7 separate regions of the Homo sapiens genome follow, and all the other regions are linked to region 1. A link is a loop called in an ENCODE intact Hi-C map of the cell type or tissue named here. Cell type or tissue: PC-9. All regions are shown on one strand. Each heading gives the region's core, and the rest is flanking DNA. Links, peaks and the distances in the headings are about the cores only.

Evidence for each region. Peaks named below come from ENCODE experiments on the same cell type or tissue, not always from the same donor. Only the 100,000 strongest peaks of a DNase experiment are listed, where the experiment ranks them.
Region 2: a loop joins it to region 1, with 6 times the contacts of the local background. A loop is called at or near these places in 3 of 110 quality-filtered maps.
Region 3: a loop joins it to region 1, with 15 times the contacts of the local background. A loop is called at or near these places in 4 of 110 quality-filtered maps.
Region 4: it touches region 1 in a loop (16-fold over the local background); 16 of 110 quality-filtered maps call a loop at or near these places.
Region 5: a loop joins it to region 1, with 5 times the contacts of the local background. A loop is called at or near these places in 4 of 110 quality-filtered maps.
Region 6: it touches region 1 in a loop (2.6-fold over the local background); 4 of 110 quality-filtered maps call a loop at or near these places.
Region 7: it touches region 1 in a loop (8-fold over the local background); 6 of 110 quality-filtered maps call a loop at or near these places.

What each region holds. Positions count from the first base shown.
Region 1 is chr3:18,293,610-18,298,200 of GRCh38, forward strand. No RefSeq gene overlaps it. Among named protein-coding and RNA genes, the nearest start is that of SATB1, 130 kb to the right of the region's middle. In PC-9, for the core only: CTCF peaks have their summits at 1,852 (motif pointing left) and 2,052; a DNase peak (open chromatin) is centred at 1,742; H3K27ac peaks cover 505 bases.
Region 2 is chr3:18,232,385-18,236,975 of GRCh38, forward strand. The region is part of intron 4 of BALR6 (B-cell acute lymphoblastic leukemia associated long RNA 6); the gene reads left to right. Among named protein-coding and RNA genes, the nearest start is that of SATB1, 190 kb to the right of the region's middle. RefSeq lists a silencer at 2,053-2,347. In PC-9, for the core only: no CTCF peak of the experiment used is centred there; a DNase peak (open chromatin) is centred at 2,737.
Region 3 is chr3:17,637,185-17,641,775 of GRCh38, forward strand. The region is part of intron 1 of TBC1D5 (TBC1 domain family member 5); the gene reads right to left. Among named protein-coding and RNA genes, the nearest start is that of TBC1D5, 100 kb to the right of the region's middle. In PC-9, for the core only: no CTCF peak of the experiment used is centred there; DNase peaks (open chromatin) are centred at 2,287 and 2,707; H3K27ac peaks cover 3,212 bases.
Region 4 is chr3:17,892,024-17,896,614 of GRCh38, forward strand. No RefSeq gene overlaps it. Among named protein-coding and RNA genes, the nearest start is that of BALR6, 68 kb to the right of the region's middle. In PC-9, for the core only: a CTCF peak has its summit at 2,606; no DNase peak of the experiment used is centred there.
Region 5 is chr3:17,429,074-17,433,073 of GRCh38, forward strand. All of the region lies in intron 3 of TBC1D5 (TBC1 domain family member 5), which reads right to left. Among named protein-coding and RNA genes, the nearest start is that of TBC1D5, 310 kb to the right of the region's middle. In PC-9, for the core only: CTCF peaks have their summits at 2,089 and 2,288; no DNase peak of the experiment used is centred there; H3K27ac peaks cover 1,312 bases.
Region 6 is chr3:18,131,965-18,136,555 of GRCh38, forward strand. All of the region lies in intron 4 of BALR6 (B-cell acute lymphoblastic leukemia associated long RNA 6), which reads left to right. Among named protein-coding and RNA genes, the nearest start is that of BALR6, 170 kb to the left of the region's middle. In PC-9, for the core only: no CTCF peak of the experiment used is centred there; DNase peaks (open chromatin) are centred at 2,637 and 2,877; H3K27ac peaks cover 2,619 bases.
Region 7 is chr3:18,387,320-18,391,910 of GRCh38, forward strand. The region is part of intron 7 of SATB1 (SATB homeobox 1); the gene reads right to left. Among named protein-coding and RNA genes, the nearest start is that of SATB1, 36 kb to the right of the region's middle. In PC-9, for the core only: CTCF peaks have their summits at 2,017 (motif pointing left) and 2,221; no DNase peak of the experiment used is centred there.

The sequences.
Region 1 (4,591 bases), core at 318-4,317:
GATTTTATATAGAGTTAAGACATTCTTAGATACTCAAGAGTTCTTAAAATACACCCCACATATGCCCTTCTTGGAAAAAATTGATGATATTTTAAAAATAACTTAGTAAAGAAACAACACTCAAGAAAAAAGATGGATACAAAAAGCAGTAAGTACTGCCAATTAACTGTAACAGTAAGTATAAAGCATTACAATATTATTGAAGACTAGCTATTAAATAATTATAATTGTCAATAATTATTTTCAAAATTAAAGATATAGTTGGTATATATCCATAGTAATATAGTATATATAATGTATAACTCTATATATAGTATTTATAACTATAGATATATATAGTGTGTGTATATATATAATACTGGGCATCTAAAATCTTATACTAAGAAAGACTGAAAAGTGAGGTATATGTGAAAAAGTGTACTGAACTTTGATTGATGTGGGGTGGGAAAAAACTCAAATTTTGTTGTTTTTCTAAGGTTTTGAAAATTAGAGAAATATAGATTAAATATGCATTTTGAAATTGTTAATTATAACTATTAATGGAATTAAAAATCAGAAGCTATCTTTACAAAGCTTGGAAAATATGAAATATGGAAATATAGTTTTGATAGCAAAAGTCAGAAAAAAGTGAAAAAATGACGCATAAAATAGATCACATGGATAAAATGATAGTTAAAAAGCAAATATTTATTTTGTAAAAAAATTAATTGATTAAAATACCATATTAAAAGCCAAGATTTATATTTGATCAAAACCAAAATCCCACTATCTGCTGACAATGGCATACATCAAAAACGGACACAAAGCTGTACCACTAAACATTAAAGTACAGATTAAAATATGTTTAATAAGTGCTGATCAAGGAAACCATATTGTTTAATTAATATTAGGCAAAGTAGAATTCAGTGCAACATGTAAAGGATGTCCTTGTCTTAGAGGGTCATTTTACATCAATACAGGATATATTTGGTAAAGAAAATGTAAAAATTATAAACCTCCCTGTACCAATTCCAATTACAACCACATATATAAAGTGAAAATTATTATAAATTAAATGGAATTTCAGGTATACTAAGTGCAAATTTTAAAAACATTTTCCCTAAAGTTGAAAAAAAAAAGCACACAAAAATAGTATACTTTGGAAAGAATTGGCAGTTTTAACTATTTTTTTCAAAGTTGAGTCTTTATGTAAAAAAGTACACAATAAGAGGCTCCAAGTTGGCTAACTAGGGGCATTTTATACTTGCTTCCTCCACTAAGAAGAACAAAAATAGCAAGTAGATAATCACACTTTAAATAGATCATCCAAGAGAAAACACTGGAATTCAACATATAAGTGACAGGCAATACCTAAAGCAAGGAAGGAGAAAGAAGCAAGGCAGCCTACTTGGCTGGCTTAGCTGGGAGCTGAGAGAGACTCCCCAATATGGGGGAAAGAGTGAGAGACCCTCAGCAGTCCACATTCTCACCCTGGACTCCAGTCCTAGCCATGGAAGAACCCCTCAACCCTCACAGGCCCTGAAACTAATGTAGGGAGCTGACAAGGAATTGTACCACAAGCACTGTGCCAGGGAGGAAAGCTTGTGCTGGGTCCCTCACATTCTTTGAGACCTAAGCAGCAATGGCAAGGTGCCATTTTAGAATTCCATCCCCAACAGGCTGCACACTATCCTGAAGCCCAGCAGCGCTGAGGCTGAGGTGCAAGAAAAGAGCTGGCTTAGGCATGAGTAACTGCAGGCTACCACACCCAGGGCTGAGGCATGAGTGGTATGCACACTCCCCACCTGCCAGTCTAGGTTGCCATCACTGAAGATAGCACTGCCCCCCAGTGGCAGAGCAGCAGCATGGCCACTGCCACCCCCTACCTGAACATTCCACTGATTGCCTAGGAATTACCCTACCCCTGCATACCATGGCCAGTTCCTATACACATTATCAAGGGGTCTGAGGGCAAGACAGCCTGCCCCAGCTTCATCCTTCCTTCCTCTGCCATGACAGAGCAGCACAGAGTTCAGGGACCGGGGGATTGCCCAGCCTAGTCCACCACCAATGGTACCTGAACACTCCTCCCAGGGACCTGAGGTTGGGCCTAAACTGGGCCACTATCACCTAGTTGCACTGCCACCTGTGGGCCTGGAGACTGACTTGTTCAGCCATTCAGCCACTGCCAGCACCAGCACACAGTGATCAGGAACCAGAGAGTTGTCCTACAACTGCCACTGCCATTGCCATTGCCATTGCCCATGCCATGCCAGCTTCTCTTTTAAGACAGGCACATTCTACCCATCACTGAGGCCCAAAGCCTGACCTATCTGGCATCCCAGTTGCCAGGAAAACTGCACACAGCATCTACTAATAACTGCACTCTAAGCCACCAAGTAAATATAAAATACCACTGACGCTGTTTACAGACAAACAAATCACGCAGAGACAACTCTCCTGCATACACCAAGAATCAAAGCCAGAGTGCCTTAGCCAACTAACACCATAGATTCATCCTTAGGAAAAAGTCCTTCCCTACAAAAGCAAATTCAGAAAACTGGAAGAAGCGACTTATACGCCAGATGCATAGATATCAACATAAGGACACAGGAAACATGAAAAAGCAAAGAAATATGACACATCCAAAGGAACAAAATAATTTTTCAGAAACACATCCCAATCAAAAAGAAATCCACAAACTCCTGGAAAAAGAATTCAAATTATTGATTTTAAAGAAGCCTAGTGAAATACAAAAGAACTTTAAAAACAGTACAGGCCGGATGCAGTGGCTCATGCCAGTAATCCCAGCACTTTGGGAGGCTGAGGAGGATGAATCAGCTGAGGTCAGGAGTTCGAGACCCACCTGACCAATATGATGAAACCTGGTCTCTTCTAAAAATACAGAAATTAGCCGGGTGTGCTGGCAGGATTACAATCCCAGCTACTGAGATTAGGAGGCTGAGACAGGAGAATCATTTCAACCCAGGAGGTGGAGGTTGCAGTGAGCCGAGATCGTGCCATTGCACTCCAGCCTGGGCAACAAGAGTGAAATTCTCTCAAAAAAAAAAAAAAAAAAAAGTACAAAAAAAATTCAGAATATGAATGTGAAATTTACCAAAGAGATAGATATCACAAAAAAGAACCAAACAAATTCTGAAACTGAAGAATTCATTGACTGAATGACAAAATACATTCAAAAGCTCCAACAATAGACTAGATCAAAAAAAAGAAAGAATCTCATAACTTGAAGATAGGTCTTTTGAAATAACCTACTCAGACAAAAATTTTAAAAAAGAATAAAAAAGGAATGAACAAAGCCTTCATGATATGTGCAACACCATAAAGCAACCAAATACCTGAATTATTGGTATCCCAGAAGGTGAAGAGAAAAACAAAAGGATACAAAAACCTATTTAATGAAATAATAGAAGAAAACTTTGCAAGTCTAACAAGAGATTTAGACATCCAGATACAGGAAGCCCAATGACACCCAAACAAATACAATGCAAAAAGGTCTTCTCCGCAGCACTTTACAGACAAGATGTCTAAAGTCAATGACAAAGAGAGAATCCCAAAAACAGCAAGAGGAAAGCATCTAGTCACCTATAAGGAAACCCCTAACTGACTAACCATGGACTTATTATCAGAAATCTGACAGGCCACAAGAGAATGAGATGATGTATTCAAAGTGCTGAAATGGAAGGAAAAAACTGCCAGCCAAGGATACTATACCCAGCAACAATATCTTTACTAAATGAAGGAGAAATAGTCTTTCCCAGACAAGCAAAAGCTGAGAGAATTCATCACTAGTAAACCAGCCCTACAAAAAATGTTCAAGGGAGTCCTAAACCTGGATGTGAAATAATGAGATTTACCATTATAAAAACACTTAAGAGTATAAAAATGGTAAAGCAAACACATAAATGAGAAAGAGAAAGGACTCAAATGACACATCCACAAATAACTGCCAAACCACAATAACAAACAATAAGAGAAAAGGAAAGGAACAAAGACTATACAAAACAATCAGAAAACAATATGACAGATACAAAACCTCACATATCAATAATAATCTTGAATGTAAATGGATTAAACTCTCCACTTAAAAGCTATAGACTGACTGAATGGATAAAAACCATGATTCAACTATATGCTGCCTACAAAATGTGCACTTCACCTGTAAAGACATGTAATGACTGAAAGTAAAAAGATGGAAAATGCTGTTCCATACAAACAGAAACCAAAAACAAGCAGGAGTGGCTATACTTAGATAAAACAGACAATAAACCAAAAACAGTTAAAAAAAAAAAGACAAGATCATTATATAATGATAAAATTATCAATCCAGAGAGAGGAAATAACAGTTCTAAACATATATACCCAATACTGGAACACCTAGATTTATGAAGCAAATATTACTAGATTTAAAGACAGAGATGGACTCCAATCCAATAACAGGGACGTCAACACCCCACTCTCAACATTAGTCAGATTATCTACACAGATAATCAATAAAGAAACATTGCATTTAAACTAGAGTTCAGACCAAATAGACCTAACAGGCATTTAAAGAGCATTTTATCTAACAATGGCAGAATACACATTCTTC
Region 2 (4,591 bases), core at 269-4,268, 61 kb before region 1:
AATAATGGTCTTGGGACAGCGCATCCTACACCCATCAAGGAAAGAAACTCTTGTAGGGGCACTTGCCAGACATTCTGAAATGATTATGCCCAAAGGGAGTACAGTAGATTTGGACTTGTATGAACAAGTAACTGATTTTAATCTTGTTGGAGTTCAGATGTCATAGAAATACGTTGCAATAGTAGAACTATAAGAAGTTGCACGTTTAGAGTTGAGTAACACTAGTAGGATTTTTTACTGTCATCATTTAGATAAGAGAGCCATGGCCCAGTAAGGCTAAATGGTCCATTCAAAACTCAAACCCAGTTAGTGTCAAAGCCAGGACTCTAATTTCACATCCTCTAACCCTTAGCCTAATGCTCTTTCCAGGGTCAGATTCATGTACTAGTCCTTTGCCATAGAATATCTAATCTTGAGCAAGTTAATTAATCCCCCTGAGCCCTGATGTTTTTCTCTGTAAAGAGTGCACAATAATATCTACTTGTAGAGTTGTGGAAGAAACTAAACAAGATAATTTAACTTAGTACTGTGTCTGGAACATAGTATATGCATAGAATGCATAGAATATGCATAGTATATGCATAGAATGCATAGAATATGCATAGTATATGCATAGAATACGTTGTGGATATTATCATTACTAGTATTATTCCTCAGAGAACCAGCTAACAGTTGGATTTATAGGGTAGAATTTGAAAGAGAGGCTAGAGCTCATCTGAGGAGTTCTCTGCTTGGTGATAGCATCTGGAGCCAGGAAAGCAGGTGAGATTGCTGACAGCGAGCGTAGAGATGGGAGAAGCACTGAGAGGGTAAAACAATATTAAAAGTTTAGAAGATAGATGAAAAACCAGCTACAAAGACAAAAGAACCAGGATGGTGGAAAGTTACAGAAACCAAGGGAGCAGCAGACATTGGGTTTGGCATTTTCATTGGTAATCTTGGAACAAACAGTTTTTGTTGAGTGAGAAACAGAATTCAGATGCCAAAAAACAAAATAATAAAGTTAGGGTGTGTGCATGTCTTGAAATACCTCTTTACTAAATGTGGTTGTTAAAGAAGGACAGGGATCAATTAGTAATTTAAGATGGTTGCAGGGTCAAGGAAAGGTTTTACTTTTAAATATAGAGAAGATCTGAGCATGTTTATTGGCAAGAAGAGTTTGACGAAACAGAAAGAAGGATGGAAGATGAGATTAAATAATTGTTGAAGTTATAGGGAATAAGATCCAACTATAGGATAAGGTTGAACGACTTGGCAGAAAGGAGAAGTATCTCTCCCTCTGAGGGTAGAGAAGCTAAGGGTAGAGGGATCTTGAGGTGAAGAGAAAAGAAAGTGAGGATGCTTAGCTATTGCATGCCCTCAGTCTGCGGGGTGAACTTAACCATCAGGATATTTCTCTCAAATGAAGGTCCAGGGCTAAGGTGGCAGTATTAGGGAGAAATGAAACATTTGGAACAAGAACCATGGGAGAATTTGACAGTCAATTAGAGAGCAACACAAATATGTTGGCATAGGCTAAAGGGCCACCTGAGGTCAAACAGCATGACTGTGCGGTAGACCCCATCACCCCAACATCAACATCTTGACCTCCTGGTATTTGACAGACCACAGTATTCCCAAGAATGGAGTTCTGGCAACATCAAGGAAGCAAGAAGGTCTAGGCTGTATTGAGAGAGGTTTTATCAGAACGATGGTGATGGAATGGAAAAGAGGTAGTGCCCACTGGTAAAAGATAAAAGGCGTGTGCTCAGTGGACACAAGGTAGTAGGAGCTGGGGAAAATTCCAGTGAGTGACATTCTGGCAGTGGAACAGTTTTGAGAGGTGATGTGTGAGGTGTGTGGCTGAGGTGAAGAGAGGAAAAGACTGGAGGGTTTGGAACTGAGGAGGTTAAAGAACTGAAGCCAGAGGCTTTAATAGTCTGTTATTGCCGGTGAAGACTGCATGATAGCAGAAGACTGTGAGCAAGAGTACCCCTCAGTTGGGGGTGTAAGTGGCATAAAATGCTGAGTCAGGGGCTCCTTCAAGCAACTGCAGCTCAGAGCTCGGCATTTCTGCTCACTTCATTGCCCGTGCAGAGACTTTGGATGTCTCCCCGTGATCTTGACAGGCTGGAATTTTCTAATCCTGGTAGTCCTATTCATCTCAAGAGATCCTGTGCTTCTGGGTTTCCCTGCAGGGAGAGAATGTGCCTACCTGCATTTCCCTGAAGTGCTTGTTTGTTCGCTACCCAGATTCCCAAATATCGTCAAGCCTCCCCTGTTGTGCCAGCCTGCGCCTCTCATTTAGAGAGGAGTGTGATGCCGCTATCCATTTTGCAGTCTTTGTGCACATCAAAACAAACAAACAGAGACCCAAACACACCCCAGCAGGCTTATTGTCAGAGAATTAGCTCCCATGCTGGCGCAGCCAGACGAATTCAGATAAGAATAGCTTAAAATAAATCCTCGCAGGCAAACTGGTCACAGGCCAGGGCTGTGGGATAACTTCTGGCTACAACCACATTCTGTACACATGTTCTGTTATCCTAAAAGATTTTATTTTACATTTTTTAAGGGAGCCAGAGGTAAAAGGGAAGCAAATTAAAATTGCCTTCTCCTCACTGAAGCCTGAGGTAGATGAGGAGGTATTTGGTTAAGAACTCAGACAGCATGGTTGAACATTCAAGAGCACCTGTTTATGATTATTTTTTGCCTCCAGGTAAATTGAAATTTGATCTTCCACTGCTAGAGGCTTCTCATTCCTAGAGACATTAACCACATGCATCAGTTGGATGGCATTCCTCTCCTAGGTCAAGCCTGTGGCTCCCGCCTCTGTAAATATCTGGTCCTCCTCTATAACCTTGAAAGCTACCTATGAACACTCCTTGACACTTGGTGCCAGTTTAACATAATAAATGTCTTTGGGGACTACCTGCATAATTACAGAAAGAAAAATCATTTTCATCTTGTAACTAACTAGGTAGATTCAAAGCTAGTGCCTAGATTTTCTTTAAATACCTCTTGACTTCAGGGAAATCTGAGTCTAACATTGTGACATTGCATTGGCCAGTTTCAAATTATTATAACTATGATTTCAACATTCCCAAGTCTGGCTGTGTGGATAGACGGTGACCCAGCAAGGGAACAAGGTGTAGAATCAGGAATAAGATTAATGCTTTTCAGCTGGTGACATGGAAAATATGCATGAGCCTAGCTGGTAGCTGTTCTGCTTTCTTTCTCAGCAAATTTTTACAAGGTGGAAGTCACCTTGATTGTCTCAAAAGCAAAGGGGGTTATGACGGCAACAAGTCTTGATCTATTTTGTGGGCCAATAAGTGAAACTATTTTTCCAAACCTACATTTCTATATCAAAACTTGCTTTCTGTTAAAACTCCCAGTCCCCGATCCAGTAGGTCCCAATTCATTCTGAAATGAGTTATAAGTTCGAGCAAGATACTGCCTCTTATTAAATAATAAAGGGGCAGTATTTATTGGGTCAAACAGATCTGTGTTTAAATTAACCACTGCATAGTCTGAGCAAGTTACTTAACCTCTGATTCTTTAGTTTTGTCATTTATCAAACGATCATAACATTTTCTACCTCTCAAGGTTACTTTGAGGATTAAATAACATAATTTATATAAAACAATTAGTAGAATGCATTTGATAGCAGGAGGAGGAATTATAATGAGCTCTATGTATAAGGCACAGTGCTAAATTCTTTATAAAGAGTAACTCATTTAATCCTCACAACAGACCTATTGACCTATTATGACCTATGACATAAGACCTATTATGAAGATCCATTGTTTGCACAGAAACACAAAGAGGTCTGGCATGTTAGAGATGAGAGGAGAGGTGTAAGAATAAACTGTATGTAACAACAAAAAGTATGATGATGATGGCGGTGGTGGTGGTGGCAGTGGTTAGCATTTGTTGAATGCTTAATAAGTACCAGGTCTTGTGCTAATTATTTTAGTATGCAGTATCTTGTTCATGTCTTATAATTAATGTGAGAAATAAGGTACAATTTTAAGCCCCATTTTTTTTACTAAAGAAAACAGAAGTACAGAGAAGATTAAAACTTGCCCAGCGTCACACGGCTGGTCAGTGGTGGTACTGGGACTTAAATTTAGCTCTTTTTGATGTTCTCCCTTCTCTTTAAGAGACTCTGCTCTTAGCCCCTAGCCCAGTAATTTTCAGCGTGGTCCACAGAAACAGCATTGGCATTACCTGGGAATTTATAAGAAAGATAACTTCTCAGGTCCCACCCAAGACCTACTGAATCAGGAAGTCTGGAGTGGAGTCCGGCACCAGAGTTCAATATAGGCCCTCCAAGGGATTCTGATGCATGCTCAAGTTTGAGAACCATGCCCTAGACACTTTTGCTTCCCTTTATGGGGCACTTTAGGCTTGGTGAGCCTAATCTATTGAACTGATTTGATCTTTTCAGCTGGATTCAGCCTTTGCATCTGGCTATCTCCAGAACAAAATCTCACCATCCCATTCCTTTGGCCTTCCATTGTTTACACCCTTCCCACTCATGGCTATGTGGTACCAGGAACAAAAGACCCTTTAGGAGTAAAATGTGTCATAAGTGAGCCTTCCTTGC
Region 3 (4,591 bases), core at 279-4,278, 660 kb before region 1:
CTAATTTTTTTTTTTTTTTTTTTTTTTTTTTTTTTATTTAGTAGAGACGGGGTTTCACCCTGTTAGCCAGGATGGTCTCAATCTCCTGACCTCGTGATCCGCCCACCTCAGCCTCCCAAAGTGCTGGGATTACAGGCGTGAGCCACCACACCTGGCCCCAAGATAAATTTAAAATATAAAATAATATTTTTATAACCTTGGAATGTAGCCGAGTTTCTATGGATGTTTTCAAGTAACAAATATGACTATGCAAAAATTTAAAACTTTTGTGCAATGGGAAAAAATCACCATAAATAAATATGAAATATACACAAACTGGAAAAATATTTTTATCTTATATAACAGACCCGAAGTAGATATTCTTAATATAAAAAGACTTTCTACACACTAATACAAAGATCATCACCTCAGTAGAAAAAAGGACAAAAAGTGAACAAAAAAAAAGTTTTTAAGGGACACATAACAAGTTGCACAAAGAAATGCAAATAAAAATAAGTTAATTTCTTCCCAGCTGATAAAGATAAAAAACACTGACAATATCCAGCAGTGGCAAGAGTATGGCCATTCATATGTTATCACGTACCACTGGGGAAAGGCAAACTGGAGCATCTTACTGAGCGGTAATTTAGAAATATGATTTAAAATGTTAAATGCACTTAATCTTTGACCCAACAATTTCACTTGTAAAATTTATCCTGAAAAGACAAGTGCACAAAAATATATATACAATGATCCCACTTACAACATTACTTATTGGAAACAATCTAAACAGTTACTATTAGGAAATTAATTAAGCAAATTATAGTACATCTACTCAATGAAATTTTATTAAGCAGTCACTTAAAATGATGCCATATTGCCACAATTATTGACAATAATTGTGAAGTACTTTTTACTTTATTCTTCTTCTTTTTTTTAATACTATTGACATGTTCTACAAAGGCTCATGCATCTTATTTTTTAACAGCTATACTGAAACATAATGAATATGCCATACAAGTCATCCATTTGAAGTGTATAATTCAATTGATTATAGTATATACAGAGTTGTGTAAGCATAACCACAGTCAATTTTAGAACATTTTTATTACTCAATTCCAAAAATTACCCCATACCCATTAAACAGTCACTCCTCATCTCCCTCCAATCCCCCTTACCCTAGCAACCCCAAAACTGCTTTTTGTCTCCATAAATTAGCCTACTGTAGACATCTCATATGAAAAGAATCATCTAGTATATGGTCTTTTGTGACTGGCTTCTGAGTCTGTAGTTTCACTGCCCATTTCTCTGATAAAGCTAAAATTCTTATTTTCTGTGGAAGCAAATGGAACTGACTTAGGAAAAAATTGCCCTGTGACTAATTCAGACTGTCTCAGCAGTAATATAAAGTATAAATTTCACCATCTTCACTTTTGTAACTTTTGCAACAGTACAGATGAATAAAAGTAGTACTGTTTTTCAATAACCACACAATAATGCAACTCTACATTTTATACAACTGAATTTGAAGAAGCCATTTTTCATATTATGGCTGGATTTTTACTACATATTCATACAATGAACATTTCATAGCAGTGAATAAGTAAGAGCTACATGTATCAACATGGATAAATCTTAAAAATAATATTGAGAGAAAATTTTAAGTTATAAAAGAATATATAATAAAAAATACAGACAATAATAAATACTGACAAGGATGTAAAAATGGGGATCCTCATACATTGTTAATGGGAGTGTGTAACAGTATAGCCACTTCAGAAAACAGCTGGGAAGTTTCTTAAAAGGTTAAACATAAATTTATCATATGACATACCAATCCCACTCTTAGGTATCTACCCAAGGGAAATGAAAAGAAATATTCACACAAAGACTTGAGCACAAATATTCTTAGCAGATTTATTAATAATAGCCAAAAACTGCAAACAACATAAATGTCCGTGGAATGGACTGACAGATGATGAATGTTTTGACAAGACATACTAGCAATGTAGTAATATTCACCAATAAAAACGAAGAAATTACGGATACCATGCTACAAAATAGACAAACTTCAAAAACATTATGCTCTGGACAAAGATAGGCACCACAGACCAAATATTATATTATTCCATTTATATCAACTATCCAGAAAAGGCAAAGCTATAAACACTAAAAAATAAATAAATAAATTGTTGCCTTTGGTTGGGGGAATGGGGATTAGGAGTTAATGTACATAAGAAATCACAGTGGAGGAATGAAAATGTTCTACAGCTGAGTCATGGTGACAGCCACACAATTTGGTTAAAAAAAAAAAAAACTATGAATTGTACACTTGAAAAGATGAATCATACCTTTTGCACGAGCACAAACTATTCCCCATCCCTCACCAAAGATAACTTTTTGCGTGTAAATTTATAGGAGAGTTGTCAAAAAATAAACTATGGTGGTATCTAAAGAAGGTTTCCACCATAAAAAAGGGGGTCTGAGGGGATCAATTTTGTCACAATAAATTCAAGTGTGTCTGAGTACGCTTTGAAGGTCACTAAACTGCTAGAACACATCAACCTAAGAAAGTAAGATCTCTTACTCTTAGACTACATCAAATCCTAGACGTGAAGGAAAAACAGGTACAGAACTTTTGGTAATCATCCCAACCTCTCTACTCCAGGAATAGCAAATAGGTTTCACTCACACTGAAACTTCTGGCTCCCTAAAGATGGGAAAATTATGAAACTGCCCTATGGCTAAGCAAGAAAGTATGCCATGACCTGATGTCGCAACAAGCATAGGAGAGGGAATGCACATGAGATCATGTATTTGCCATCCCTGCTCTAGCCCACTCTATACTTAGCTAAGAGCACAGTTATACAAACAGCCCCCTTCACCTCTACAGAGAAAAGACAAAGGTGAGATAACCACAGAGAAATATAATACAGAGGATGCAAGGTGTGGGGGTTGAGTCCACCAGTATAACAATAAATGCCAAACTCCACATTTCCTACAAAGGTATCTCCTGACTCCCTTTAACTTTATAGAGCTAGAACATTCTTATTAAATCAGGTGCCATTTGGTGTAGCTAAAGGAGATAATCTCTTTTTATTTAAAAAAAATCAACTTAAGAGAAAATAAGCCTGAATTAGCTTATCTGAATTAAAACTAATAAACTTTATTAAACTTTATTTAACTTTATTAAAACTAAATAAACTTTATTAAAACTAATAAAAACTGTTTCAAAGATTTATTTTAATTATGATAGGGAATCTCAGATTTGGCCAAATCCTTCCACCCAAAATATCAATTTCCTCTTAAAAGAAGAATTATTTTAGAACTTGAAAGTTAGGTTTTAGGGCTAAGGACAATGTTATAAAAAAGAACATTATAAAAGAAGACAAAGAAAAAGAAAACATAATGTCTAAGAATAAACTAATTTAGTCATTATACCTTTTTAAAGATTTCTGCAGTGGAAACAAATGAACAAGTGTTAGTCATCAAAGACTACTACTCATTTGATTCTGCCACAGTCCAAGCTAGAAAAAAATGAAACAAAACATCACAAGCCTCTCTTTAAAGCAAAAATGCAATGCCCTTTTGTCAAGCAGAAAAGAAATAACTTGAAATAAAATATTTTCATAAAGAACAAACTATGGAGTTTCATTATTTCTATACCTAGAATAATACTAATTCAATCAGCTAGATATTAGGCCCTACTATGTGAGAATCTATTAAAGAAATCAAATATTCCTACTAGCCACAGGATATTCTTCCAGGAAATACAAAAATTCTAAATCAATCTCAGCCTTAAAAAAAAAAAAAGTGAAGTAATTCCACACCCACACTTTACCATTTTTCTGCTTTCCTTTCATCTACTACTTGACAGTTATTAAAAGTTAGAACAATTAAGTGAAATTATCGTACGTAATATACTTTATGCAGATATGGAAAATTTTTAAAACAATCCATCTAGGAAGACAGTTAATGTGCTTACTGCTGAGGTATTCTTGAGTGGGTTTTGATTTATTAGGACACCAGGGGTCCTATGAATTAGTCCATTGCTTACTTAAATCATGCCCTTGATCCAGGAAAATCCCATGGTACCATTAACAAAATTATTCACACACAAAAAATACACAAACTACATTCTGTACATCAATAGATGGTGGCTATTGGTTTCATGGAGGGAGTGTGCATAGTGGTTACCAGCATGAGTTCTAGAGCCAAACATCCTGCCTTTGAATCTTGGCTGCAAGATTTTGGGAAAAAAAATTACTTAACCTCTCTGAGCCTCAGCTATGTCATATATAAAGTGGGGACCTAACTCATAAGGTATTGGGAGGATTAAATAATATGATTAATATGATTTGCATAAAGTGCTTAGAAAAGTAACTAACACTTAGAGCTTATTCACTATCATTTGCTACGCACCTTCCTCCTCCTATTCCTCCTCCTACTACTACTGCTACTAATCTTCTACATTCTTTTCTTTCCAATGTAATAAGGCCACCTATGTAACATTTCTCGGCATTTGCTTCCCAGAGCATTTTTTTTCTTACACAGTTTGCTGGAATATTTTATTTGTGGCTGGTTCTAACTTTATGTTAATTGTGCTTTTTGT
Region 4 (4,591 bases), core at 335-4,334, 400 kb before region 1:
CCTCCATCCCTTATTTCATCTCTTCTGGCTACACAAATTGTTTCGGGAATGGGTGGGTAATCCAAATTGGTTCAATTCAAGTCAGGTCTGGGACTTTTGCTAGACCTTTGGGAAGTTGGGCTCTTTCTTCTGGGGCTTCTGAACTGATAGACTGTTAGTTTGAAGCGGTCAGAGACTGCCATAGAAAAGGATCTTGACTGAGAATGAAGCTAACACAGAGGAAAATAAGAGGCCTGGTAATAATATTTACATTACAAAGCTTAATCTACCTTTGAATTTTTAAGATACATGAACTACTACATGTCCTTATTTGCTTAAGTCTCCGGGTAGGTTCCTATCCCTTGTAATGGCTTAGCATATAATAGCTGAGAGTCTTCATATTTTGATGTAGACTTCCTTTCTTGCTTGTCTTCCTTTTGTTTGTTAAATTTCCCTGAATCATCACCAAAACACATTGTAACTTTGAAAAACTCTTTCCCTTGGGAACCGTCATTTGATCCATATAGTGGCTATGTGATGGTGGTTCAAGTGATACTGGGCACCAAGTAATTGAACAAGAATTTCCTAAATGTGTTTGGTGGAATACTAAAGTGAGACTTCTTTTTCAAAATTTTGTTTTTATTTTCTATTTTTAACATTTTTGTGGGTACATAGTAGGTGTATACATTTATGGGGTACATGAAGTGTTTTGATACAGACCTGTAATGTGAAATAAGCACATTATAGGGAATGGAGTATCCCCTCAAGCATTTGCCCTTTGAGTTACAAACAATCCAACTACACTCTTTAAGTTATTTTAAAATTTATAATTATGTTATTATTGACTATAGTCACCCTATCCCTATCGTACTATAAAATAGTAGGTCTTCTTCATTCTTACCATGTTTTTATACTCACTAACCATCCCCATCTCCTCCCCAGCCGCAGCCGCCGGCCAACCCCACTATCATTCCCAGCCTCTGGTAACCATCCTTCTGCTCTCTATGTCCATGAATTCAATTGTTTTTATTTTTAGCTCCTATTTGTTTTCTGGTTTATCTTTCTTCCTTCTTTCCTTCCTGTTTTCCCCTAGTGAAGGTGATTTTTCTCTGGCGATATGATTCAGCTTCTTGGTTTTTATTTTTTGTGCATTCATTGTATGTTTTTTGGTTTGAGGTTACCATGAGGCTTGCAAATACTATCTTATAACCCATATTTTAACCTGATAACAACTTAACACTATTTGCATAAACAAAGAAATAAACAAGCAAAAGGAAAACTAACAAAAACTCTATGCTTTAACTTTACTCCCTCACTTTTCAACTTTTTATTGTTTCTACTTATATCTTTTTGTACTGGCTATGTCTGGAAAAGTTGTTGTAGTTATTATTTTTGATTGTTTCATCATTCAGTCTTTCTACTTAGGATAAGAGTAGTTTACACACCACAGTTATAGTGTTATAATATTCTGTATTTTTCTCTGTATTTACCATTACCCGTGAGTTTTGTACTTTCAGGTGATTACTTATTGCTTATTGATATCATTTTCTTTCTGATTAAAGTTCTCCCTTTAGCATATCTTGTAGGACAGGCTTGGCATTGATGAAATCCCTCAGCTTTTGTTTGTCTGGGGAAGTCTTTAATTCTCCTTCAAGTTTGAAGGATATTTTCACCTGATACACTATTCTAGGGTAAAAGTTATTTTCCTGCAGCACTTTAAATATGTCATGCCTCTCTCTCCTGGCCTGTAAGTTTTCCACTGAAAAGTCTGCTGCCAGATGTACTGGAGCTCCATTGTATGTTATTTATTTATTTTCTCTTTCTGCTTTTAGGTTCCTTTCTTTATTCTTGAACTTTGGGAATTGTATTATTAAGTGTCTTGAAGTAGTCTCCTTTGCATTAAATTTGCTTGCTGTTCTATAACTTTCTTGTACTTGGATATTGATCTCTTCCTCTTGGTTTGAGAAGTTCTCTGTTGTTATTCCTTTGAATAAACTTTCTATCCCTATCTTGTTCTCTACCTCCTCTTTAAGGCCAATAAATCTTAGATTTGCCCTCTTGAGTCTATTTTCTAGATCCTGTAGGCATGCTTCATTGTGTTTTATTCTTTTTTTGTCTCCTCTGACTGTGTATTTTAAAATAGCCTGTATTCAAGCTTACTAATTCTTTCTTCTGCGTGATTAATTCTGCTATTAAAGGATTCTGATGCATTCTTTACTATGCCAATTGCATTTTTCAGCTCTAGAATTTCTACTTGATTCTTTTTAATTATTTCCATTTCTTTGTTAAACGTATCTAATATGAATCTGAATTCTTTCTCTGTGTTACCTTGAATTTCATTGAGTTTCCTTATGACAGCTATTTGAATTTTCTGTCTGAAAGTTCACATATCCCTGTTTCTCCAGGATTGTTCCCTGGTGACTTATTTAGTGCATTTCATGAGGCCATGTTTTCCTAAATGGTGTTGATGCTAGTAGATGTTCTTTTGTGTTTGGGTATTGAAGAGTTTGGTATTTATTGTAGTCTTTACTGTCTGGGCTTATTTATAGCTGTCTTTCTTGTGAAGGCTGTCTAGATATTTGAAATGACTTGTGTGTTGTGGTCTAAGCTGTGCTTTAGGGGGCGCCCCAAGCCCAGTAACACTGTGGTTTTTGCAGACTTGAGGTACTGTCTTGTTAGTCTTGGACAAGATCTGAGAGATCTGCATTACCAGGCAGAGACTCTTGTTCTCTTTCCTTGCTTTCTTCCAAACATACAGGGTCTCTCTTTCTGTTCTGAGCTAGCTAAAGGTGGAGGTGAAGTGACACAAGCACCCCTGTGGCCACCAATACTATGACTACACTGGGTCAGACCTGAAGCCAGCACAGGACTAGGTCTCACCCAAGGCCTGCTGTAGCCACTCCATGACAACTGCCTATATTCACTTATGGCCCTGGGGCTCTACAGTCAGCAGGTGGCAAAGTCAACCAGGCCTGTGTCCTTCCTTTCATGGTGGCAATGACCCCCAGTCCCTGGGTGGGTCCAGAACTGCCTTCTGGGAGTCAGGGACAAGAGCTAAATTCCTTAGAAGTTTATCTGGTATTCTATTGTATTGTGGCTGAGCTGGCACGAAAACTACAAGATGCATTCCTTCCCACTCTTCCCTCCCCTTTCCATAGGCAAAGGAGCCTCACCCTGTAGCTACTGCCACCCCAAGCCATGAGGAGTAATGCCAGACTACTGCTGATGTTCCTTTAAGGCCCAAGGTCTCTTAAGTCAGCTTGTCATGAATGCTGTCTGGCTCATTACTCACCCTTTAGGGCAGTAGACTCCCCTCTGGCCAATGGGAGGTCAAGGAATGTCATCCAAGAGCCATGTCCTGGAATTGGGGACCCCAGGAGCCCACTTGTGTTCTACCCCACTGTGGCTGTGCTGTTACCTAAGGTGCAAGACAAAATCCCATTTACTTTTTCCTCTGCTTTTCTCAAGCAGATGAAGTTTTGCCCCACAGCCACCACATTTGGTATAGTGCTGAAGCCAGCAAGTCTCAGAGGCTCACCCAAGGCCCTCAATGTAGTACCTGGGTATTGTTGCTGGTTGTTCAGGGACCAAGGACTCTTCAGTTAGCAGGTGATGAATGCTGCCAGGATTGGGTCCTTTCCTTCAAGGCAATGGGTTCTCTTCTGGCCCAGAGTTTGTTTAGAAATGTCATCTGGGAGCTAGGGCCTGGAATGGGGGCCTCAGACTCTGACTGGTGCCTTGTCCTGCTGTGGCTGAGCTGGTATCTTAGATGCAAGACAAAGTCCTCCCTACTCTTCCCTCTCCTCTCCTCAAGTGGAAAGAAGAGGTCTCTTTTGGAGCCTTGAGCTGTACAGCTTGGGATTAGGGGAGGGGTGATACCGGCACTCCCTTGGCTGCCCTAGCTGGTGTCTCCGTATGTCATGTACCCCCTCAGTCCACTTCCTCTGGGCCTAGTTCAGCACTAGGACTAACCCAAGAGTTTCAGTCTTTATGGCCTAGAGAGCCTTTCAAATTTGCTTGGAGACACAGTGTTGCAGCCGTCTGTGGCGAGGTTTGCAGGCACTCAAGTTCGGACTGCTGGGATGGCAATTCCTTCTGGCTAGAGTTAATTTAAATGCTTTGTCTGTGGGTGGGTGTCAGCTGGGTTTGGTCCAGTTTTTCTTTCTGCTCTAACAGGACAAAACTGAGTTAAGTGCCTCACAATTGCTGTGTTCTCTCTTCCCCAGCACCCAGAGAAACTCTCCCCACTACTCCTCTGCTGCCAGGCTTGGGAAGGGATGGCACTGGCGATTCAGGACTGTTTTTTCTATCTCTTTAGTGGCTCTCTCTTTCAGTGATATGAAGTTAGAACCAGGTACTGCCAGTGCTCACCTGATTTTTGTTTTTAGTGAAGGTGCTTTTTCTGTGTAGGCAGTTGTTAACTTGGCGTTCTTGTGGGAGGAATGATCGGTTGAGGTTTCTAGTCTGCCATCTTGCTTTGCCTTCCTCTAAATTGGGATTTCTAAACAGCTACCATGAGAACAAAGTCAAATATGTTTGAGAAATACTAGGTTAAACAAATTTAAACAGATTTATTTTCTTCAAATATTTGTTCATTTAAACTAAGAAGAAC
Region 5 (4,000 bases), core at 1-4,000, 860 kb before region 1:
CTGTCAAAAGTTCGGCAATTTAAAACATGAAAAAGGAACAACATCAAAAGGTATTTGTCTTCTATAATAATATCAAACATTTAGAAAAAAAATTTTTACTCAAAAATCTATCATATTCATAAAATCACATTTAGAACAAATTATACATATCAATTTAAAGACTACAGAATAAAAGTAAATGTACTAAAGTTGGAAAAAATGCTTACCAATGCCCCGTTGTTATATATTCTTATTGATTGAAATTTCATAGTTCAATTTTTTTAAATATATACTTCAAAGTACAGCTTTTATGAAACCATAGTATACCACTATTAAAAATGTCATTTGTTCTTCAAAACAAATTAAAAGTTTAGAATCTGATTATATTTTATACTCCTAATTTATATAATGTAACTTTCAAACATCAGGTTGTATTTGATTTTTATAATATTTACAGCTTAATATAACAATGATTTAATCCAATTTTATACTTTTAATATACTTTGAACAACCGAAGGTGCAATAGGAAATCATCACAGTGGTCGTGGATAAGTCAAACAGTAATTACAGAGCTTTCACTTTAAAGATGAGATTATTTTTAATTATTGAGTATAGTATCTAAGGTACTATACTTATATAATTATGCTACTCATTAAATGGTGACTGAATGCTGAAATGTAATTTTAATGACAGCTACCTATCTTTCTTTACACATTTTATAGCTGACAGATAGTAAAGAACACTGGTTCTTTTTTGAGAATTTGGTGAGATATGTGCAGCTGTGCCAGTGTTCAGGAGAAGTGGACTGAGCCTGCTTATTAAACTTTCAACTCTACTCTTTTTTCAAAATATTGTTCCAGTTTATTTTGTTTTTTGAAAAAACAAAAAATCCTAAAATGGATTACAACACTTAAAAATGGTGACAATTTATAGAAGAAAATAATCCAAAAACATATAAATGTTTAAAATTAACCTAGCTAGGTATAAGTTGCTAATTCTTTGAAAACATGGGTATGGTATTACTCATACAGCACCCTTCATTTTCTTTTAAAAATTAATAATATTATAATAAACTAAAAAGATGTAAGGAAAATTAGTCTCTGTCTTGCTAAATGAAAATTTCCTACAACACATGTTATTTAACAGCTTGCAGACATTTCCTGTGAAACGTTCCATAATCAGCATAGAATAAGTACTATATTATACATTTAAAATATGAGCTTCTTTCTCGTTAAAACTAAAGATTATGATTAAACATGAAAAATAACACCAATAGAATAGTTCTTCCTTTAAGGTGATATTTATCAGATCAAATATAAAATCCTTCAAATAATTAAGAGAATTTGGCTTTATAAACAACCAGGTTTTATCATATTATAAAGGTTTTATTTAATTTAAAACTGTTTCCAAATGAAACTATCACATTAAATGTAACTTTCAAGGTGCAAAAAAATGGTAATAGGGAAAAAAAAAGCAGTTTTTCTTTCTCAAAAACATAGCAAATAAGGAGTACAATTGTTTCACTAACAATATTAGAGAAAAGATTTCAGAGTTGGCTATATGGGGAAAAGGCAATAAAGTTTTGAAGCGGGAAAAACGCTTTGTTCCCTCAATCCTCTAGTTGAAATTAATTATGGCAAATGTTTATGAAAACATCTGTTCCTTACAGTTATAAACTCTTAATTTTAGTATGGACGATCCCAGACTCTTATTTTGGAAGGAAACTGTCTGACTATGGAAAGGTTTACAAAAGAACAGACAGAATCTGTAATTCTGTAAAATTGTGTATACAATGTGCTACATCCTGTAGAGATTTTCCTTGGTGTGAAACATTTGGAGAGGCTTAATACCAGTAACTAGGAGAAATCAAAGACAAACAGAAAGGCTCATTTTTCATTTAAGCTATAATATGATAAAAAACATATCTGTAACACCAGAAAACAACTTCCGCCAGTTTGGGAAATAAACAAGTGTTACTTTACTACTGAATCTAATTTGGAGGTAAGTATAATAAAATAAGTATTAATTTTATAAGGGATTAAAGTAAATGAAATGACAATACAATCATGGGAACGTATATGTAGTGTTTCCCAAAAATAACAACAGAGGGTGCAAGAGAGTTTACTATGATGTTTTTACTTGCTATTCTGATCCTTGAACTAAGTTGTCAGGTAGCCGTAACTGTAACAAAGATGCATCATACACACACATACAAATACAGTATTAATGTAATCTTACACAAAGACTATTAAATGGTCAAACAGCACAAATATCTAAAATGTGGTTTAAGATAATAGGCTTCCTCTTACCTGAAAATAATTTAACTAATCTGCAATTTTTAGAATACAGTTGTAACTTTAAAGGTATTTCAATATCTAATGTAAAGTAACCAGTAAAAGAATCTAGATGTCTTTATTGAGTATATTTTGAATACATGCATGAATTATATAAAATAAATAACATATGTGTAACTATATATTTATAACATTGTACAACATATATCTATAAGAACAATTCATCAATTACTTGTGACCGTAAGTTTGAAATTTATATAACATTCATTTCTCATTAATTGGTATGCAACTTTCCTAATGGGTTCATAATATTCAATGAAAATAAATTGCTGATTTGCAAAAATATGCTGATAGTTACATTGGCTTAAATTATAAGAAAATGCATAATATTGCTTAATAGTAATTTCTAACATGTGTATCTAACTTACTAAGCCAGAAAGGATAACTGTGACTTAAATTTCAAAACAGAATGAATGGAATTTCAGACTCCCTTTTAGCTTTAACTGAAGTCATGTTTAACAAAGGGCATTTTTGGTTCCATCTGTGCACTGTTGAAATCTTTCTAAAGGGAGGTTTACAATAGATTTCTGTAGTATTTTTTTATACACAAACATCTAGTTCATGAAGAGAGAACCAGAGATTTTTAAACTAGGTTAAGTTAAAAACAGCCAGAATAACACTATAAATAATCACGCCTACTCAAATGTGTCTTCAGTTTACATGTGAAAACATCAAGTTTTAGACTATCACATCACACTAGGTATGAATTCTGAAAAGTATTACATAATAAAGAAAAGGTTTTATCTTTGAATCATTAGAGAACTGTCAACATACACAGTCTGGGTGGGGTATTTAATAGTAAGATGGGGAAAAATGACTTGGTTCAAACTAAGATGAAAACAAAGCTATGAGTTTAGTGTAAAGACCTGAAAGCCTTTGTGTCTTTTAAAGGAATTAGTATATACCAATGAAATGTTTTAGTTAACTTTAAAATCCTTTAAAAAAATGATTTTTAAAAATCTATGAATAAAGTATATTCATGTGTTGACACACAGTGAAGGCAAAGCATAATGACTCAGCATTATCCATAAAGTAGCCACATCATTTGTGAAATCAGGCTAACCATTAGCCACCCCAAGCTAATTACTTATGCTAAAAATCCAGGACCACTCATTAGATCTAAGAGCCAGTGCTGAAGTCAACACAGAAAAAAATGTGTCAATTTTATAATTTTCAATTTTCTTTATTATTGTTAATGTACTTACATTCCAGTGATTTAATAGTCATATTTAGTTCTCTAAATAATGTCTTAAAAAATCTGTATTGTAGATAATGAAAACTCAAACGTAAAATAGAAATTCATAAGAAGTCTTAAATAAAAAACATTTTCAAGTGGACATTTTAATTTGAGAAAAGGATGCTTTGTTATCAAAGGTTCCTATTAAACCTTTCATAGAATTCTTAAAAACAAAAGACAGAAAGCAGCATGACATCAGCAAGATGGCAGAGTTTGAAACTCCAAGTAGTACATGTCCTCCCACAGAAACACTGAAAAACAAAAAGTAACTTTTAGGACTTTGTAAAAGCTGTAATAAACAGTCAAAAATGTTCCAAAGCAAAATGAACACTGAATCAAGAAAAAAGGCAACTTAAAAATTTCGTGGTGTTTACACTTGCCCTTGCCCCACCCACCCCATCCCTGGCACTGTAGCAGTCTGGAAGAGGGT
Region 6 (4,591 bases), core at 254-4,253, 160 kb before region 1:
CAGAGGGCTATATTTGGTGATGAATTCACTGTCCTGTAAAAATATGTATACATTTACCCAGCCAGATAAGAAGGAAAGGAAAAGAAGGCACTGGTATTTGTTGATAGCTAAACATTTGAGGCTTCAAATACATTTCCTTGGATAAAGTGTACATTATAGAGAAACTTTTAGTTGGTAGCTGAATCCTTTATCTATTACTGTGTAACAAATCACCCCAAAAGTCAGTGGCTAAAACACCATTTATTGTTTCTAATGGGTCCATATTTTAGCTGAGCAGTTCAGCTAATCTGTGCCAGGTTTGGCTGAGTGTGTCTGGACTTGCTTATGGGTCTGTGGTCAGATGGTGGGTTAGGTAGAAGCTTCATAGTCTAAGAAAACCTTAGCTAGGAAGGCTAGGATCTGCTTTACAGGATCTCTCATCATCTGATAAACAATCCTGGTATTGATCACATGGCAAAAGCAGAGGTCCAAAGAATGAGTGAGTGAAAGCATGCAAAGGCTCTTGAGGCCTAGGCTTGGAATTGGCACCCTGTCACTTCTTCCCCCATTCATTCTTTCACCAAAGCAAATCTCAAGCCCAGTCCCCATTCAAAGGTAGGGAAATCAACTCTAATACTTGATGGAATGATTTGCAAAGTCACGTTGTGAAGGGTGTGAATACAGGGAAGTTATTAATTGGGCTGTCAATTAATCTACCACAGTAATTATCACAGATGCCCTACAATGTTGCTTACTACCCAGGTTGCCTGGTCGGAAACTTTGGGCCAATGTTCACTAAGATGAGCATCCATTTATTGACCACATTAAGTGCATATGAGATAGATAGATAAGCAAACGTATGATAAGTGTTATGAGGCAAAAGTTCACAGGCTAAATAATCATCTAAAAAAAAGACTTGACCTAGGCTGAGAGGTCAGGAAATCCTTTATTGAGGATATAACGTGGCATTGAACTCTGAAGGCTGAATAGGAGAAAAGGCCCAGGCATGTACAAGGCACCAAAGCAGGTAGGAATATGGCCCTTTGGAAGAGCAGAAAAGAGGCAAGTGTGGTTGAAGCAGGAAATTGCAGGGATGCAGTAAAGATAACCTGCCCCTATTTTGCAGGCCTTCATGTTTAGGCCATGTTAAAGATGGGAGTTTTTAATCCTCAGAAAAATGAGAAAGTTTAAAGGCCTTTAAGAGAGAACCCAGATCAAATTTCCATATTCATAGAATATCCCTGACTGCTAAAGGGAGAATGCATGCAAGGGCCTCAAGGGAAGATAAGGAGTGATAAATTAGAAAGATATTTCAGATGAAATGTGAAAGAGGCTTAAATGAAAGTTGTCACAGTGGAAATCAAGAAGGGAAAGGCCCTAGTAATATTTTAAGAATGAAATTAATGGATAATGAGAAATAGACTTGTTTATGGCCTCTGCAACTATGTAAATGGACGTGTTATTGACTGAGTTCAGAAATATGAGAGAAGGTTCAAGATGAGGGGAAAGACCATGAGTTTGGCTTAGTGTAAGTGCCTTTGAGACATCCAAGTGAAGACTGGAAGATATCTGAGCTGGAGATGTACCTCAGGGAGTCATAGGTATATAGAGAGTAATAGAAGCCATGGACATCAATAGCTCCCTGAGGAAGAGAGTTGATAGTAAGAAGGCAGGAAGCTCCAGGATCAAGCCTTGAGAAACTCTGAAATTGAAAGCTGGGTAGAAGAGGATGAGAATATACTAAGGAGAAGTATCTAGATAGGTAGGAGGAAAGTCAAGAGAGTGTGGTCTTATGGATGCCAGGGGAACAACAGTCCATGCTGTTGACTATTACTGAGTGATCAAGGAATTTGAGAGTGAAACAGCCCATTGGTTGTAGTGACGTGGAGGTCATGGCCAACTTCATTGAGAATAGTATAGGTGCCGAGCAGTGGGGCGTATGAATAGAGAAAATTAACAAACAGACCCTTCTAAATGCCACACTGGTAGTTTGCTTCAGAGGATTCACCTCTGAAAATTCAATGGAAGTCTTGAGATGTTATAATTCCCCTGTTTACTTTGTCTGCCATCTTCCTCTACAGTTTGGTGAAACAAATTCATAGGATTTTAAATTTGGCCCCTTCATATTAGTGTGCATGGGAAGAAAAGACTAGGAAACTTTTAGCAAGAATGTGAGAGAAAGGATGTTCACCTTTGTGTATCTATTCTCTTGGTAATACCTGGAATTATGTTATTTCCTATATCTACTCAAGCTTACGTTAAGTACTCATTAATATTTGTAAGTAGTAAGGTAAGTATTCCATTAATGTTGTCTGTTAGTAATTTAGGACCTCAGACTCCTCAGAATCTTTTGTTGCTCTCCCGGTGCACTCCTTCAGATCTCAGTGTTATTCTAAGTGCAGTCATCTGGTTCTACAGAAGTATTCACACAATAATTAAAAGGAAGGAAAAGCTATTGTCCTGTTAATATTAATGTATAATTCTGGTGTCTTGCTTTATGTCCAAAGCTATAATTGTATACCAGAAGACCCTCTTTCTACTTTTGCTTTTCGGTTCTTCTCTTTGCATGGAGATAAATTCTTATCAAGGCTTTTGCCTTTCCCACTTTGAGTCATTTCTCTATGTAGTACAGCAACATCTTTTCTCAATGATTCATCTTTGTATTTCACATATGCAGTATTTCCTCATGTATCCTATGATTTAAAAATATGTCCCAATTGTTGCTAATTGTTTTTTTTGGAAAAATTACCACTGCTAAGAACAGTGACAGTGAGAAACAATAAGTGGTCTCTATTTACTAGGTAGATTTTTACAAATGCTTTAGTAAATGGCCTGAGAATACTTCATAAGGAACAACCCTCTAAGAAGGAAATATATTTTTATTTAAATCTCTTACTAATACTCAGGGTGTTTCATTTTTCCTCCCAACTTTCTTCCTTGTCTTGGTGACCTCATCATCAGTCACATGTCACCAAACTGAAGAAATTAAATCTGCACCTTGGTGGCAATACTGATCCCACCACATTGACAGACAGTTCTTTTGTCCTTTGGCCGTGGGGAAGTCCTATTAAGCCATCAAAGCTCACAGCTGGCATGTGGGCTGGTTGAAGAGGAAAGAACAAGACAGAGCTTTTATTTTTTTTAGATGGGATTCCCTTTCCTTGTTACTTTCTCCATTTTCATTCATGGGAAATGGTATGCCTCGTCGAAGAAAATGCTCTAAATATAAGAGAAGAAAGTAGAATAAAATGAGTCACTGGGAGATCAGGGATTTCTGTCTGGGAATATTTATCTTTTTAAGGCTGTCAGAGTGCATGTTTCTGCTTGTTGTTAGAATCCTGATCATTGGTCACATGGCTTCTGTTTTATTAATAGTGGGCTGTACTTTTCTGGAGGATAGATTGGCTTCTAATAGCTGCTTAAATCCATGTGGAAACTAAGCAAAGCAGGGAAGAAGGAGCAGCAGTCTGTAGTTACAGGCTTCCGTGGGTAGCAGAGTGATTGAATAGAACAGCGCTGCCATAAACTGATGAAGTGAGGGCCAGCTGCTGGCCGTTGCCTGCCCTGCACCAGGTCTGTGGCCATAGGCATGTAACTTACCCAAAGTTCCATTTCCTCCACTGTAAAATGGGCCTAGTAATAATGCTTACCTCATATAGAGTGGTTGTAAGGATTCGATGAGTTAATACATGAATAGTAGCTGCTACTTAGGACTACAGGAGTGGTTTGTTGAATAACACATGGGTTCTCTCTGTCACTAAGAATGTCCTAGTAGTTAATGATTTATTGACTGATTTCTCTGGGTCAGGCATTGTGTTTTACGTGCTTTAATTTTTTTCATTTAGCCTTCACACAATTCATAAGGAAGATACCGTATGATAGTATCCTCATTGTATGGATGAGAAACTTGGGATTGAGAGATATTAACTTTCTTTTCATGATCCATACAGATACCTAAGTAGCAGGACTCTAACCCTAGGTTCCTGAACACTGTAGCACACCACCCTCACCAGAAGACTTGCAGGGAGCCTTCCTGCCCATCATGTAGTGTATTTTCACTCTCTAAAACTACACACACTAGGGTGAGTGCTTGAGCCAGAAAATTCAATTCAACTTTTTGAGCCAAGATAACTGATATAAGTGATAACCCCTTTTTGATAGAGGAGTGCGGACTTGGATTTCAGTCCTAGTTCTATTCCCTACTGACTCCGTGACCTTGGGAAGTGTATTAGTCTGTTTTCACACTGCTGATAAAGGCATACCGGAGACTGGGCAATTTACAAAAGAAAGAGGTTTAATTGGATTTAGAGTTCCACGTGGCTGGGGAAGGCTTACAATCATGGTGGAAGGCAACGAAGACCAAGTCACATCTTACACGGATGGCAGCAGGCAAAGAGAGAGGGAGCTTGTGTAGGGGAACTCCCCTTTATAGAACTATCAGATCTCATGAGACTCACTCACCATCACGAGAACAGCATGGGAAAAACCCACCCCCACAATTCAGTTACCTCCCACTTGGCCCCTCCCACAAAATGTGGGAATTCAAGATGAGATTTGGATGGGGGCACAGCCAAACCATATCAGGAAGGTTACTTAATTTTACCAAAACTTA
Region 7 (4,591 bases), core at 333-4,332, 94 kb after region 1:
TATATTAACTAATTTTCAACATTGCGAAAGTCCATCACAGCATGCCAAGGAAAAGAGTATCAAATTCTGTAATTATCAAATTTCTTGGGGAATAAAAATTGTTAGTGATAGAAGAAATTTATAAATCATTAGAAAACTCTTAAGGTGTCTTTCCCCCCTAAATAACAGAACATCAATTTTCAACTAATTTTTTTAACTTTTGGAAGAACTCTTTCAAAAATGGGTGGTTCTCCCCATTGCATTTAAGAGACAATATGAAATAAAAGAATTGGAAAATTTTCTGTTCATTTTATAAGGGCTAAGCAGCTCTTCTCTCTTTAATCTTGTACATGAAATAATGCTTGGAATAGTAAGACATATTTGGTTTCTTCACTTAGCCAGAGTATCAGCTTCAGAATAAAATTTTGTCAGGATTTCTATATAATTTGCAAATCTACTTTCCAATATCCTGCAGAAACAGTTAAAGGTATATTGGGGGAAGGAAGGTAACGTGTCATGTCAAAACAATGAAGCCCCAAGGTTAAAACATTTGTTTTTTTCATGGTTTGTTAGAAGTACAAACCTGGTTTTGTTCCCAAATTTAAAGATAATGTACCATGTTGCCGAAATGCAACAGTTGGGTGCAGACAATACAAAAGTACTGATACTTCTTAAAATGATTTATAAGCTGGTATTTAAAAAGAACTTTTAACAGGTGCAGAGGGCTTCAGAGTCCATTTTAAAGTTGTCTCTCACTTAGTCTCTTACAGCTAAAGCCTGGAAATTGGACCTGAACTTTCGTTTTTACCCTAAGAAATGTGACTGAAGAATGAAGGGCATGTGTCCTTAGGATACTAACGAGTAATGCTGTAACTGTGTCTACACAAGAGCAAAACATCTAGTCAATTTAACTAAAATTCAGTCAAACAGGCAGTCAATCATCCAGCTATTTAATTTGCACAAGGCCACCTAATTAGTTTGACTGTGTTTCTGATGTGCCATATTGAAAGTAAAACATTCAGGTCTCAAAAAAAAAAAGTTTGAAAATAGGTGTAATGAAATAACCCTTGCTCTTTACTCCTCTCCACCAAATGTTATGTCTTAAAAAATGTACTTGACAAAGCAATATATTCTCAACTACACAGATATGGATACATGAAAACATCAGTATAAACACAATATGCTACAAATTCCTTGAGCATAATAATCTAATATTCACTTTCATCATCCCAGCACAATGTCTCTCATGTAAATGTTTGATAAGTATTTACTAAATGGACTGATCATGTGTATAAAGACCACAATGGAGAAAACAATCACAAACAGGTGATAGAAACTTAAGAACAAGATGTGTTACCCATGAGTCAATTCTAGTAGTAGTTATTAGCACTCATGTTGGGCCTACAGTGAAAAGTTCTGTGGCATTTTTTGAGATGTTTTTCCTAATTGTCTAATAATTAAAAAAATTAGATTAGGGCAAAACATAGTTATAAATATTTAGGATGTTATTTGGGAAACTTGAAATTAGGTATTTAAAAATCCCAAATAACAAAGTACTATATCACATATTTCTATCAAAAATATTTCCTGAGGCAGCAGAGATCTATAGTGAGAAAGTCAAATACAGGAAAACATACAAAATAATATTCTTTCTCAAGTCTTGCTAACATATAAGACTAAGTCATTTCCATATGGTTGAGATTGGAAGGTAGTTATGTCACTTGGGAGAAAATTTTAAAAGTTCTCTACCTATATTTTGATGTTGGTGTGACTTCCTATTTAAGCATACAAGTGTTTTTAGGGGCAAAGCATTTTACTACCACTTAATTATTCTACTGGAACAAGGTTTTTTGTTCGTCTGAAATATGTTGATGGTATAAAGTGATGTTTCAAACCCTGAAACACTCAAAGAGCTTTAAAGCAGCCAGTGTAGACAGTCTCAGGTGTTTCAGAAACCTTTGGGTTTTTTTTTTTTTTTTTTTGGCCCAGAGCTTTCAATGAGGGGAGTGCCCCCTGGTGGAAATGCTTGAAAATATTGTCAGAAAACATTTTGATTAGTGATAATTACTTAAAAAAAAAAGTCACTTTAGAATAATTTTGGATGCAAAATGACTGCTATCAGATCCCAGATATGGGAATGTATGTTTTGGTCCTGTTCAGGTTGTTGTTACTTGAATAGCTGCACTCATATTTATATGCTGAATTCAAGATATATGTGGCCACCAGTTCCCATATCCTATAATTGAAGACATAGTACAGACTTGCCAAGGTCATTTGTAGTACTGCCCACACAGTGGACAGTAAGCGTGACCTTTTACCAAAAATTCTTCATGCTAAAAAATAGTATGAAAAGGCCATCATGTACCTTATTTATGTCATAGAATATGCTGAAACATCAGGACTAAAATATGTCATCAGTATCAAGAATCATTGGCGCTCAATAAATTTGTTGAATTAAATTAAACAAAATCATTAGTCATTCTTGTGTCTGAAAAGAACCTGAGAACTTGTATGTTATGTAGGAAGTTACCAGTACCTCATAAATATTCATTTTATTGAAAATCAGAAGCTGCCTTTCATTGGGACTTCACATCTTACCAATAATTAGATGTGTGCTGTATCTATGAAAACACAAAATTGTTTTGCATTGTCATTACATAGCGGTTAAGTCAGAGTTCTAATTTTTTCAACTAAAGAATGAATTTACTGCTGAATTCCTAAACCTGTTTTTACATTCCAAAAACAGTTTACAAGTTATTACAAGTAAAATTCATTAGTAGTTGTAAAAGAAAGAAAAAACCTCCAATAAATATTATCAGTATTTCCAAAAGCTAATTATGAATTCTTTAAAACAGCAGATAAGCGAAAGAGACTGCCAATCTGAACAAAAAGGCTGTCTGGCCTCCCGTTTGTCTCCTCTTTGAACATAATCACTGATTCAAATAGATTTTATCAGCTTCATGGAACTTCAAAGCCCTCAGGAAGAAAATATGATTTGATGAAACCTCCCTCCTAAAAAGAAAATACATAGAATATTCTTCAAGGCTACCTGCCTCTGTTGTTTGGTGAATTTTTAATCCTATGTCCAGGTAAAAGACTATTTTCAAACTCCACCTACTACCATGGATTCATGCCAAGTAAGTTTTAAGTAGACACATTTATCTCTGTCGTTTGGCAGGCTAACCAGAGAGCTGTCTTGTTGGGGTAATAGCACCTTTTTACCTTTTATTCAATAGTGATATGGATAGTGGACTTTTCTTAAATTACACTGTGAAGAATTATAGAAACACAGTAGCAATTTCTGTTATACTTAAGCAGGCAAATTTCTCTCCACCACATAATTTACAGAACTCAAATTTAATAAAACATTACATGATGGTCCATTACTGTTATCAGTTTTGAATAATCCATCTTCATTCTTTATTTTACTGGAAAATAAAGTGTGCCAAAAGACAAGAGGAGGGGGAAGAAAAAGGGGAAAAAAGCCACAGAGTGGGATCAGAGTTAAACTCTGAATTTTATTCTTTTAAAAATCAAAGGGTATTAAGGAATGTATTTGCATGTATCAGAACCATTAAATAGCAATAAGATAGAGAAGTGAATTGAAAAGTAGAAATCTAGAAGCTTTGGCAATTACTTTTAGCCATAGGTTTCCATTAAAAAGACATCAAGTAGGCATAACTGAATGAATGACATATGCTAAAAGCTGATATCTTCAACGGCAATTAAAGAACCCATGCCCATCAATTCAGAAGGGGAAAAATTCCTTAAAACAAGTAACTATATAAGTTTACCATAAATTTTCAGAAAAGGTAGGCTTAAAAAAAAACCCATGTGCGAAAGTCTTGGGAGGGTAATGTGTTAATATAGGGAACCCTATTAAGATGATAAGAAAATTCTCAATAGTTAAAACCTAAGACCCAGGGTTTTAAAGTTATACAGAGCTTCAATGACTAAAATAACCCTCAATTCATACAAGTGTTTTCTATCATATTAAGGTCTTAATGCCGTTTATAAGAAACAGTATCTTCATCTGACCCTATCATGTAACTTTGTATTTGTATGTACATATTTTACATTAATTTTTTTTTTATTATACTTTAAGTTTTAGGGTACATGTGCACATTGTGCAGGTTAGTTACATATGTATACATGTGCCGTGCTGGTGCGCTGCACCCACTAAGTCGTCATCTAGCATTAGGTATATCTCCCAATGCTATCCCTCCCCCCTCCCCCCACCCCACAACAGTCCCCAGAGTGTGATATTCCCCTTCCTGTGTCCATGTGATCTCATTGTTCAATTCCCACCTATGAGTGAGAATATGCGGTGTTTGGTTTTTTAATGTTTTAAAAGTTGGAGTTGGAACTGCACATTGTACTAGGTGCACACAAATGTGTGATGTGTGATTTAACTCTGCAGAGCTCCTTGTCTATACATACGCATTAGCATGTGTATTTTCATACTCCACACTCACACCATACCCTCTGCACCTGCTTTTATTGAAATGCATACACTTTGAAATCAACACACTACATCCAGTCATACCAATGCATAATCATTAAAAAATAAATGCAGCTGTGTATGTATGTGTGTGTGGTTTTTAAGAATGAC